2 separate regions of the Homo sapiens genome follow, and region 1 is linked to region 2. Evidence: chromatin loops called from intact Hi-C (ENCODE). Cell type or tissue: PC-3. All regions are shown on one strand. Region 1 has its middle 190 kb from the start of LNX1-AS2. Region 2 overlaps PDGFRA (platelet derived growth factor receptor alpha).

Region 1 (5,000 bases), 450 kb after region 2:
TTCTTTGGGCTCCTCAAATTAGTCACAGGTACTAGATAATAAAGTTGTGGCTCTGTCATCCTTTACTGGAATGACCAAAAAGAACAGCAATAGATTATCCCTAAATGGCATATCCTATCTGTTAGAAATGTACTTGGCTGTAAGTGACAAAAATCAAAAACAATGAATTGAAGGGAAGAGTTTATTTTTCTCTCATATCAAGAAACCCAGTGAACCCAGTACAGGTGCAGTGGCTCACACCTGTAATCCCAGCACTTTGGCAGGCCAAGAAGAGAGGACTGCTTGAGCCCAGGGGTTTGAGACCAGCCTGGGAAACATGGCAGAACCCCATCTTCAAATAATAAAAATTAGCTGGGCATGGCAAAATGAGCCTGTAGTACCAGCTGCTCAGGAAGCTGAGATGGATCACTGGAGCTCAGGAGATTGAGGCTGTAGTGAGCCAGGATTGCACCACTGCACTCTAGCTGGGGTGACAGAGCAATACCCTGTCAAAAAGAAAAAAAAAAGAGAGAGAGAGAGATAAAGAAACAATAAGAGACCGTAAGAAGAAGAAAAAAGAGATAAAGAGGCCATAAGAGAACCATACTCTTTCTATCTTTTGCTTTGCTATCTTAATGTGTCAGATTTCCCCCAACACTTATTGTCTCATAGTTTCATATTAGCTGCAATAGCTCCAGATATCACATGAACATTCAAGGCACAGAAAAACCAGGGTGGAAAGAGAGAGTGGCTTTTTCCCTCCTGGAATCCTCCCCTGCAGTCTTCCACTTGTTCCATCAACAGCACTGTCACATGGCCACCTTGAGCTGCAAGGGAGGCTGGGAAAACAAGTACTTCTCAGAGCTGGGCACATTGATGTTCCAAACAGAACTAGAGCTCTATTGGCCAAAAAAAAAAAAAAAAAAAAAAAAAAAGGCAGGGGTGGATATCATTATTGAATGAGTAACTCAATAATCATATTGAGTGAATCATTGTAAACTGTCCCTTGTCTGCCACAAGGACAGTTTGCATTGATTTTTATCTGGATTTGAAAAGTGTTTATTGAATTATGCATTTAGTCGTTCTTTCAGAAAACATCTTCCATAGGATGGTTTTGAGATACCATGTTGTGTAAGACAGTGCACTTGCTCTTAAGAAAATTAAATCTGTACTGGAGTTTTCCAAGAACAAACCACTTGTTAGGAGAGAGGCGTTTAGAAGAGGAATACCCAACTCACGCTTCAGGAAGTGGCAGGTGGAGAAACTGAGACAGCTTCCAAGAGGAGATGGTGGTAGAACAAAGATGGTAGAAGAAAGGATGGCTAGGAGTTGGTCTTAAGGATGAGGAGGCTGAAATAAGGCAAAAGCCAAAGGTCCAAGGTATGAGAGTGTGCTATGCAAACCAGTCAGGGTGTCTCCAGGAAAACAGGCACCTCTTTAAGGATGTACAGCACAGGGAATGGAAAGCAGGGGATTGGCTATATGGTAGAGAGAGCTGCTGAGAGTTAACACGAGTGATGAGGCAATGCAGAGATTAGCATCAAGAAGCAGGAAGCCACTACCGACTCTGCTAAAGGAAAAAAGAAGGAACCAGAAGCTGAACCACAGTGGACCTGTTTTGGCAAGAGCTGGAACTACAGAGAAGACAGTCACTGCTGCAGAAATCACCCAAGGAAACAAGGAGAGAAATACCCTGGCTTCTCCCTCCTTTCTACCCTCCATTTTTTGCCAGTGTGTCTTCCTGGCCTAACCCAACCAGCTGGAAGTCTGAGACACAAGAGCCTGTGAACTGCAGCCTGCAAGGATCAGCCATCGTGAACTAAAACACAGCAGGCAAAGAGGGAGGATGGATTCAGGGCAAACAGATCCAGGACCAGTACTGCACCTTTAGGGAACTGTGAGTATAACTAGTGTGCCATAATGACAGCCAACATGTATAATAAGCCTTTACTAAATGCCAGAAATTATGCCAGATGTTTAGCATTTTCTATGCATTAACCTCTTTACTTAGTTTAGGTAAGGCACATAAAGAGGAGTGGGAGGAGATGACACTGGGATGTGGAATTAGAGCCAGGCTCACATAACAGAGGGCTCATGTGCCACGCCAACGGGTTTGCACTTTGTCCCGAAGGCACTTGGGAATCAACGAAGGGTTGGAAGAATTATACAGTCCGAGTAGCATTTCCAAAATATCATTTTGTGATCGTGTCTGAAGTTGTGAGGATTGCTAATTCATCAAATAAATAACGGAGGTCTGATGAAGAAGAACTGGGAGTGGGACCAGCTTCCCTTCCTGTTTCCCTCCTCAGAACAAACAGCCTCACTGCTGAACACTTGTGTCATCTGTTGACATAACTCGGATCTTCGTTTACTTTAGCTCAGCAAAACTGGAGTGGCAGACCTTTTTAAAACAAAATATTTATGACTAATCTATACAATAGTTACCATAGTTAATGTATTAATATATTACTCACCTCATTAATACACTTCTGGAGAAATCTACATCCTAGCAATGTTTTACAGAGTTTTTGTTCTATCTTCTAGTTTCTAAAAGTATATTATGGACCTTTTAGTTTTCAACTTTTAAGATAAATCAGTGTTGTTTGTCACTGGGTTGTGGAGGTGGCAGTTGGAGCCAGAACCTCAGATTAACTTGAAGTGTTGATACAATGTTATCACAGAGACAAGACTTATGGCCTTCAAAGGGACATTTAGAATTCCTCTCTTCCAATAACCTCTTTCACAGATGAGAAAAGTGAGCCCACACAGATAAAGCGATTAGCCCAAGGATGTGAAAGTAGTGAGTGGAGGTAGGACTACAACCCAGACTCCCAAACCAGTACTCCTTCCACTCTTGACATTATTGCTAAGGTGTTCAGAGCTAATAAGAAGCTGTCATTTAAAACAATATTACTCAGGTGGTAAAAATTCATCTCACATGGAATTACGCAGAAAAGGGAGTTTATTGGCTCTGGAAATAGTTTTAGGGGATACCAATTTCAGGCATGAGTCAGTCTAGGGAGTCACTATTGTCATCAGGACTAAGCCATGTGCTGTTTCTTGGAAGACTTTCTAGGCTGCTTTCATTCAGTCATGCTCAGCCAGGATGGAGCAAGGTTGTAACCAAATGTCCCAGGCTCTCAACTCATCAGCTTGGTATCTTCAGTGGAAAGGATGTATTTCTTTTCCAAGAATGTGAAAGTCTAGGTATTGAGTTTTATTGGTTTAGTTTGGGCCGTGTGTCCGTTTTTGAACCAATCACTGGAGCCATAGTGAATGGATGGCTCTGATTGGCTAGGTCTGGCTCCTATGTCTGTGCTAGCTTCAGGGGATGGGCTCCACTCTCTGTTTTGGAATTATATATTTGGAAAGTGAGGATGGTAAGATTTCCTGAAGGAATATCAAAGTTCCATCAAAGCAAAAAGGTTAAATGGGTGCTGGGCAGGCACAAACAACTGAAATATACTCCAGACACTGAGACTTATGTCTAGTACAGTGGATTTCTAACATTGGCGAGGTTTTCCTATTGGCTATTATCTTGCTATAGGAAATAATCCCATTTGGGTAAAATGGACTTCTCTTGTGCAAAGTGCATGCTCCACTATGAAATTGAGAGAAGCCAATCGTTCCACGACTTTTAGCCTGTGAAAAGATGATGATCCTGAGTTGAGGTAATATACCTCCACCACCCGCTATGGATCCATGACTGTTGCATCCCAAACAATTCTCTGAGAAACACTCTGTTAACAAAGAAGTTCTTGCCTCAGCTCTGCTTTATAGCCACTCTAGTTAAATAAACTGCATTAAGCATCCAAGATGCCCAGGGAAGCTCAGAGAAAGGAGCTTGAAGTCAGGAGAGTTTGTCTGTTCAGAGCTCTCCCAAAGGAAACAGGGATCCAAATGAATCTGAGCATTGAAATGAAGAAGAATAAGCATGCATGTCAGCATCAGTGTATATTTGGCGGCTTCACTGGACTTGTCATAATCTGTGACAAATTAGCAAAAGCAAGTCAATCTTAGTAAGCAAAAACATATAGGATGTTGTTCCATTGTAATTTAAGCTTTACTGCTTCTATTTTCTGCCTCTGCTCTTTTAGTTCAAAAGTGTATCAAGAATAGTCATGGAAGTTTGACAAAGCATTGTTCATAGGCTTGTTTAAAAGCTACCATCTCTTCGTGGAGAGCAGAGATAAGTGGAGAACTTTGTAAGCATGTTTACAAGGTCAGAAACCATTTTTTTAATCTGAAAAAATAATTTGAATGCATATGGCAAAAGCACAATTCAAAAGTTAAAGGGAAAATGACAAAAATTGAAGAACTATATAACGTATTAAAATCTGATAAAGAATACCTTTTATCTCTTCGATATACTGATTTCTTCCTTTTGGTGTGTATTGCTGTGGGATTGCTGGATCATACAGTAGTTCTGTTTTTAGTTTTTGAGTAACCTCCATACTGTTCTCCCTAAATGCTTGAGGCAATGGATAGCCCAATTACCCTGATTTGATCATTATACACTGTATGCTTGTATCAAAAGATCACATGCACCCTATAAATATGTATAACTATGATGTACCCATAATAATTAAAAATAAAAATTTATTTTAAAAAGAATATATTTTATACATAAAAGGTTCTTACAAAGAAATAGATGAATACCACAACAGAAAAATGGGATAAAAGCATGAATAGCAAATTAATAAAAGAAAAAGAAATGGACAATACATATATGAAAAATTATTTGACCTCACTAGTAATTAAAGAAACAAAATTAAAACAACGAGACACAACTTTTGCTATACTGAATTAGCAAAAGACAGACAATACCCAGTGTTAGTCATGAGTATAAGAGAAGGGAGTATAGACTGATAAAACTTAGAGTGGGGGTTAAATGTTGAGAAAGTTGTAATTTGGCAACAATCATTCTAAGAAGCCACATAACATACATATCTTTGACTCAACCCCTCTAAAAATTTATCCTAGAGAAATAAGTTAGGAAATATTTAGCTACGGGGAGTTTT
Region 2 (5,000 bases):
ACTGACAATCCACTCAGCAAACTTCAAACAAGGCCTCCAGAGCCAGCTTGATGTCTTTGGTTTTATCACATTTAGAACCCATATTTCTTTGGCAAGACTTGCCAAAGATGCATCTTTAAAGCTTTCTCCAGCTTAAAAGAAGGGCTCACTGCTTTTCCTGTGCAAGCTCTAAGCAGTGCTTTGCCCTGGCCAGACACTCCCAGATTTCCTTCAGTGCCTCCAGATACAGTGGACCCTCTGCCAGGAAAGATTATTTACTGACATATAAAGTGGCCAATGAGGCCGGGCGTGGTGGCTCACATCTGTAATCCCAACACTTTGGAAGGCTGAGGTGGGCAGATCACTTGAGGTCAGGAGTTCAAGACCATCCTGGCCGACATGATGAAACCCCATCTCTACTAAAAATACAAAAAATTAGCCAGGCATGGCGGCAGGTACCTATAATCCCAGCTACTCGGGAGGCTGAGGCAGGAGAATGGCTTCAACCCAGTAGGCAGAGGTTGCAGTGAGCCAGGATCTCGCCACTGCACTCCAGCCTGGGTGACAGAGCAAGATTCTGTCTCAAAAAAAAAGTGGGCAATGGAAACAGGTCCTCTGAGCAAGCCATCAGGAAGGAAGAGAATAAACATGTGTTTGTTGCTTAAGATTCCAAACCCCAATCTCTGATAACAGTGGTTCCCTGGGTAGAAATCAGGCCTGTTTGTGAACTTTCTTTTTTTCTTTTTTCTTTCTTTCTTTTTCTTTTTTTAGATGGAGTCTTGCACTGCCGCCTGGGCTGGAGTGCAGTGGCATGATCTCAGCTCATTGCAACCTCTGCCTCCCAAGTTCAAGCGATTCTCCTGTCTCAGCCTCCCGAGTAGCTGGTATTACAGGTGCCCACCATCATGGCCAGCTAATTTCTTGTATTTTTAGTACAGACAGGGTTTCACCATGTTGGTCAGGCTGATCTCGAACTCCTGACCTCGTGATTCACCCACGTCGGCTTCCCAAAGTGCTGGGATTACAGGCGTGAGCCACTGTGCTCAGCGTGTTTGTGAAGTTTCATGTCATTACTTATCTATAACTCAGACAGTTTACTCATGAATAATGGCAGTGCTTGCCCCACAGGGAGGTAATGAAGAAAAATGGGAAACATGGGGAATTTCCTCACCTATTAGACCTGTAGTGAGGCTCTCTGGGAGTGAGTCTTGCTGTTCCTGCCACTTTTATCTACTCTAAATGCTCATCCTTAATTAGTAACTGCTATTCTGGAGCTCATCTAAAGTCAGGTGTGCAAATATAAGTAACTGAAACTACAAATTCTGAGAAACATGGCACCATAAGAATCCGTGAGAACAACCCCCTTTGCAGGGAAGAACACTAGATTTCACCCAAATCTTTTCTTCAATCATAATTACTTCCCTCATGCCAACTACATGTTGAACTTCAGCCCCCATTCTCAATAATCACAGCTCAAAAAACATTTGCCATAACTTAGAGGAACAAACTGAGAAAGAGACCCCCCGCCCTGTTGACTCTCAGGCAGGTGACTTGTGCTTTTCCACCATCCTCTTGGCCTTCTTATGCTTTCTCTCAGAAGAAAGGATGGAAATCACATTGGACTAGCCACTGATCCCAAATCTGATACTCTATCCAACTCTCTGAACCTCAGTCTTTTCTTCTAGGAAGCACGACTACCAAGGCCTGACTGGTTGCTTGCCCTGTGGCATTCTTGTAAGGACTAAATTATATAGTTTAATTGAAAGTGCTTTGATTTTCACGACTTTTTCTGCAGACTCCCAAGATATTTTAGATCGGCTCCTTCAACTTCTCCTTAACTAAGAAAGTGAGGGATGCCCCAGAAGCCACATGACTTGCCCTGCACCTCCTACCTCCTGGAGACATGGATCTGAACTCTGATTCAGCCCACACCAGCAGTCCACTCCCATGACCCTGTTACCTCCAGCCTGGTGTGGCTATAAAGACCATTCAAAGATGAGCCAATATATACAGTCACAGAAACAGAGAAACAAATGACTTTGCAGCTACTATCCTTTCTCTTTAACAGGGTGCCATCTCCTGCCCTGCAAACAGAAGTAAAGAGCCATTGGACATGACTCTATAACCAAAGGCAATGTGCAAAGGTAGTGTAAACAGACAGTAGGCAATGCAAGGCTCTATTTCCAGAAGGACTAACAGCAAGACATTCTTCTCCTAAAGCCAGAGAGTTGGCTTCTCAATCACCAATTGCACAGTGCATCCCATTGCAGAACCACTGAATATTGAATTTCACCCCACCCTCACATGATTAAAGACCACAGGAGACTCTCTCACAGCCCCAAAAGCCACTGGTGACTTCAAGATTCAGATTTCCGAGGCTCAGTTAATTTCAGCTCTCCTAAGTTAATTCTAACTGTGAAAATTACACATTTTCCTTTTTCTACGCAGTCTCCTAACTTCAGCCCAGGCAAACCAAGTGCAGGTCTACACTGGTGGAAACTTCTCCCTGTTTTCCAGCAGAGGGTGTGTTTACCAGGACCTCTGCACCCTACCAGAGCCTGTTTTGTTGTTTTGATCTCCCGGAGCTCCATCAGACATTCCAGTAATGGGAGGGGGCTGGAGTGTTTTTAAACAGGAGCCTTTTATGGGACAATCTGGGCTCATAAACATGCCTGCTCTCCTCTCACCATATATTTAACCACGGGAGAATAAAATGACATATCCTTTTGAATATCACCAAACGGGTGTGACTCCTAATGGCACAACCTTAGGAGTAGCAGTAGCAGTTTGAGCATTCGGCTTGAGGTCACCAAGGCCCCGACATAGGTCTCCTCACTCAGAAACGGGAACATCAATGCCCCCCCACTACCCTCCTCACAGGCCAGCTCTGATAATAAGATGTTCACTATGTAAATGCAAAGCATTAACAACCAAGGAGAAACACAACACAAATTTCCACGAAATAAAAATGTTGTCTTCCAGCAATTCTTGTAGCCTCACAGCAAAAGAAAATCAGTCACCTATTACGGTCCTACTGAGCAAAAAATAAATAAAAAATAAAAAATAAAGCACCTTCCTAATGGTCTCCGCGAAGCCCATTCTCACAGCGGGTCGCAGTAGTTCTTACGAGTGGCCAGCAGATGGCAGTGTTGGTCCAAGGACGTGCGTCCACGGGTTGCGACACAGACGCCGCTGCGAGGAATTCTGAGCTCCACTACCCCAAATGTTAATTTCCAGTCTCTTCCTTCCTTAGGTTGTACTTTTAGCTTTCGTGGTGACCTCAGTTGAAAGCCCGCGGGGTTTAAGCAGAAATAGGAAAACTGCTGTTGAAAATGGCTAAATCTCCTCGGGACCCCAGGAGAATTCGGGGACATCTCCCCATCATCCCCATCATCATCCCCATCACCGGGAGCTGGTGCGCCGGGGCAGCGGGGCTTCGGGAAGACGTCTTCGGAGCCGGGAAGACGACGCTGCTGGGCTAGGCCGCAGAGGCTCAGCCGGACTCGCTACTAGGGTTCTGTGCAACCCACGCTCTCGCCACCTCAGCATTTCCGCCCCCTCGGGGCAGGGGGACCGCCTGGACCTCGACGCCGTTCCCGGGCCGCGCTGTCCTATCTGTCCGCGCGCCACCGCCGCCCCCATAAACCAGCCTGGCGAGGGCCGCGACGGCCGCGCAGCTGATTGGAAACGACTGTTACCGTTGCACAATAACGCAGGGTCGTAAAACAAACAAACAGCAACAGGCCGCCCGCGGGGCAAGGGAGCTGGCGAGGGGCTGGAACGCAGAAGACGGCGCCTGCCCCCCAAGAACGCACGGGACCCGTCCTCCTCCACACTCCCCTGCTTCTCCCACATTGAATTACAAGGACGTCCCATTCTCAATCCAAACCCAGAGACCTCGGCCCCCTCTCGTCCACCCGGCGCCTCCCGGGCCCACACAGAGCCTGCGAGGAGTCCACTGGCTGCCCGGAGGAGGGGAAAGGTGACCCAGATTAGCCTCCGCTCCGGGCCCCCGGGGTTCCAGCGCTGCGCTCCACTGAGATAGCGGCGCCGACCGCCCGGGGCTGGGGAAAGCGGGATGCGTCCCCGGAGCCCACTAGAGGGCGCGACAGCCCCGCGAATCTTACCCGGCTCGCCAGCTAGCTCGCCCGCAGCCCAGGCTCCTGGTCCCCGACAGCGCAGCCGGGAGTGCTGCGCGCAGACTTCGCCCGGGAGGCTCTGCGCTCGGACTGTCCAGCCCCCGCCACTGTCCGGCTTCTGACCCCGGGACCCAGAGGAACACTGCGCGGTCCGCTCTCCCTCCCACCTCCACCAAGTCCTCGGCGGCTTGGTTGTCCCGGGGTTGGCGGCGATGCCCAGCCGCTCCGGGGACCTGCGCCCCTGCGCCCCTGCGCGCCGCGCTCTGAACCTCAGAGCTGCAGAGGCCGCTGCGCCCCAGGCACGACGCTCTGCGTTTGCATTGTTTTCAACTGAGACCCGAGAGGGGGCCGGGCGGGTGTGGAGAGAGGGGGGAGAGCGGGAAGAGAATCCGGGCGGGTGGGGGGAAAGGGGCCGAGGGGTTTAGGGTTACAGGAGCTCGCCAGCGCCTCCTATGGGCACGAGAGCCGCACGGCCGTGGGTAGCGGCTCACCGGGAATGCTGAGGAGAGCTAGCATGCGCCCTCTCGGCATTTAAGAACCGTTCCTGGCCGGGCGCGGTGGCTTACGCCTGTAAATCCCAGCACTTTGGGAGGCCGAGGTGGGCGGATCACCTGAGGTCAGGAGTTCGAGACCAGCATGGCCAATATGGTGAAACCCCGTCTCTACTAAAAATACAAAAATTAGCCTGGCGTGGTGGCGGGCACCTGTAATCCCAGTTACTCGGGAGGCTGAGGCAGGAGAATCGCTTGAACCTGGGAGGCAGAGGTTGCAGTGAGCCGAGATCGCACCACTGCACTTCAGCCTGGGCGACAGAGCGAGACTCTTGTCACACACACACACAAAAGTGCCTTCTGGTGCCACCTTGCCCGACACGCGCCATAG

Evidence for each region. A loop is a pair of places that touch in the nucleus more often than their neighbours do. Peaks named below come from ENCODE experiments on the same cell type or tissue, not always from the same donor. Only the 100,000 strongest peaks of a DNase experiment are listed, where the experiment ranks them.
Region 1: a loop joins it to region 2, with 5 times the contacts of the local background. A loop is called at or near these places in 2 of 110 quality-filtered maps.

What each region holds. Positions count from the first base shown.
Region 1 is chr4:53,779,128-53,784,127 of GRCh38, reverse strand. No RefSeq gene overlaps it. Among named protein-coding and RNA genes, the nearest start is that of LNX1-AS2, 190 kb to the right of the region's middle. In PC-3, no CTCF peak of the experiment used is centred here; DNase peaks (open chromatin) are centred at 2,287 and 3,037; H3K4me3 peaks cover 1,558 bases; H3K27ac peaks cover 4,334 bases.
Region 2 is chr4:54,232,550-54,237,549 of GRCh38, reverse strand. The region is part of intron 1 of PDGFRA (platelet derived growth factor receptor alpha); the gene reads right to left. Among named protein-coding and RNA genes, the nearest start is that of PDGFRA, 5.8 kb to the right of the region's middle. RefSeq lists silencers at 3,018-3,125, 4,087-4,196 and enhancers at 3,190-3,239, 3,747-3,866, 3,677-4,227. In PC-3, CTCF peaks have their summits at 2,914, 3,118 (motif pointing right) and 4,073 (motif pointing right); DNase peaks (open chromatin) are centred at 3,149 and 4,089; H3K4me3 peaks cover 1,995 bases.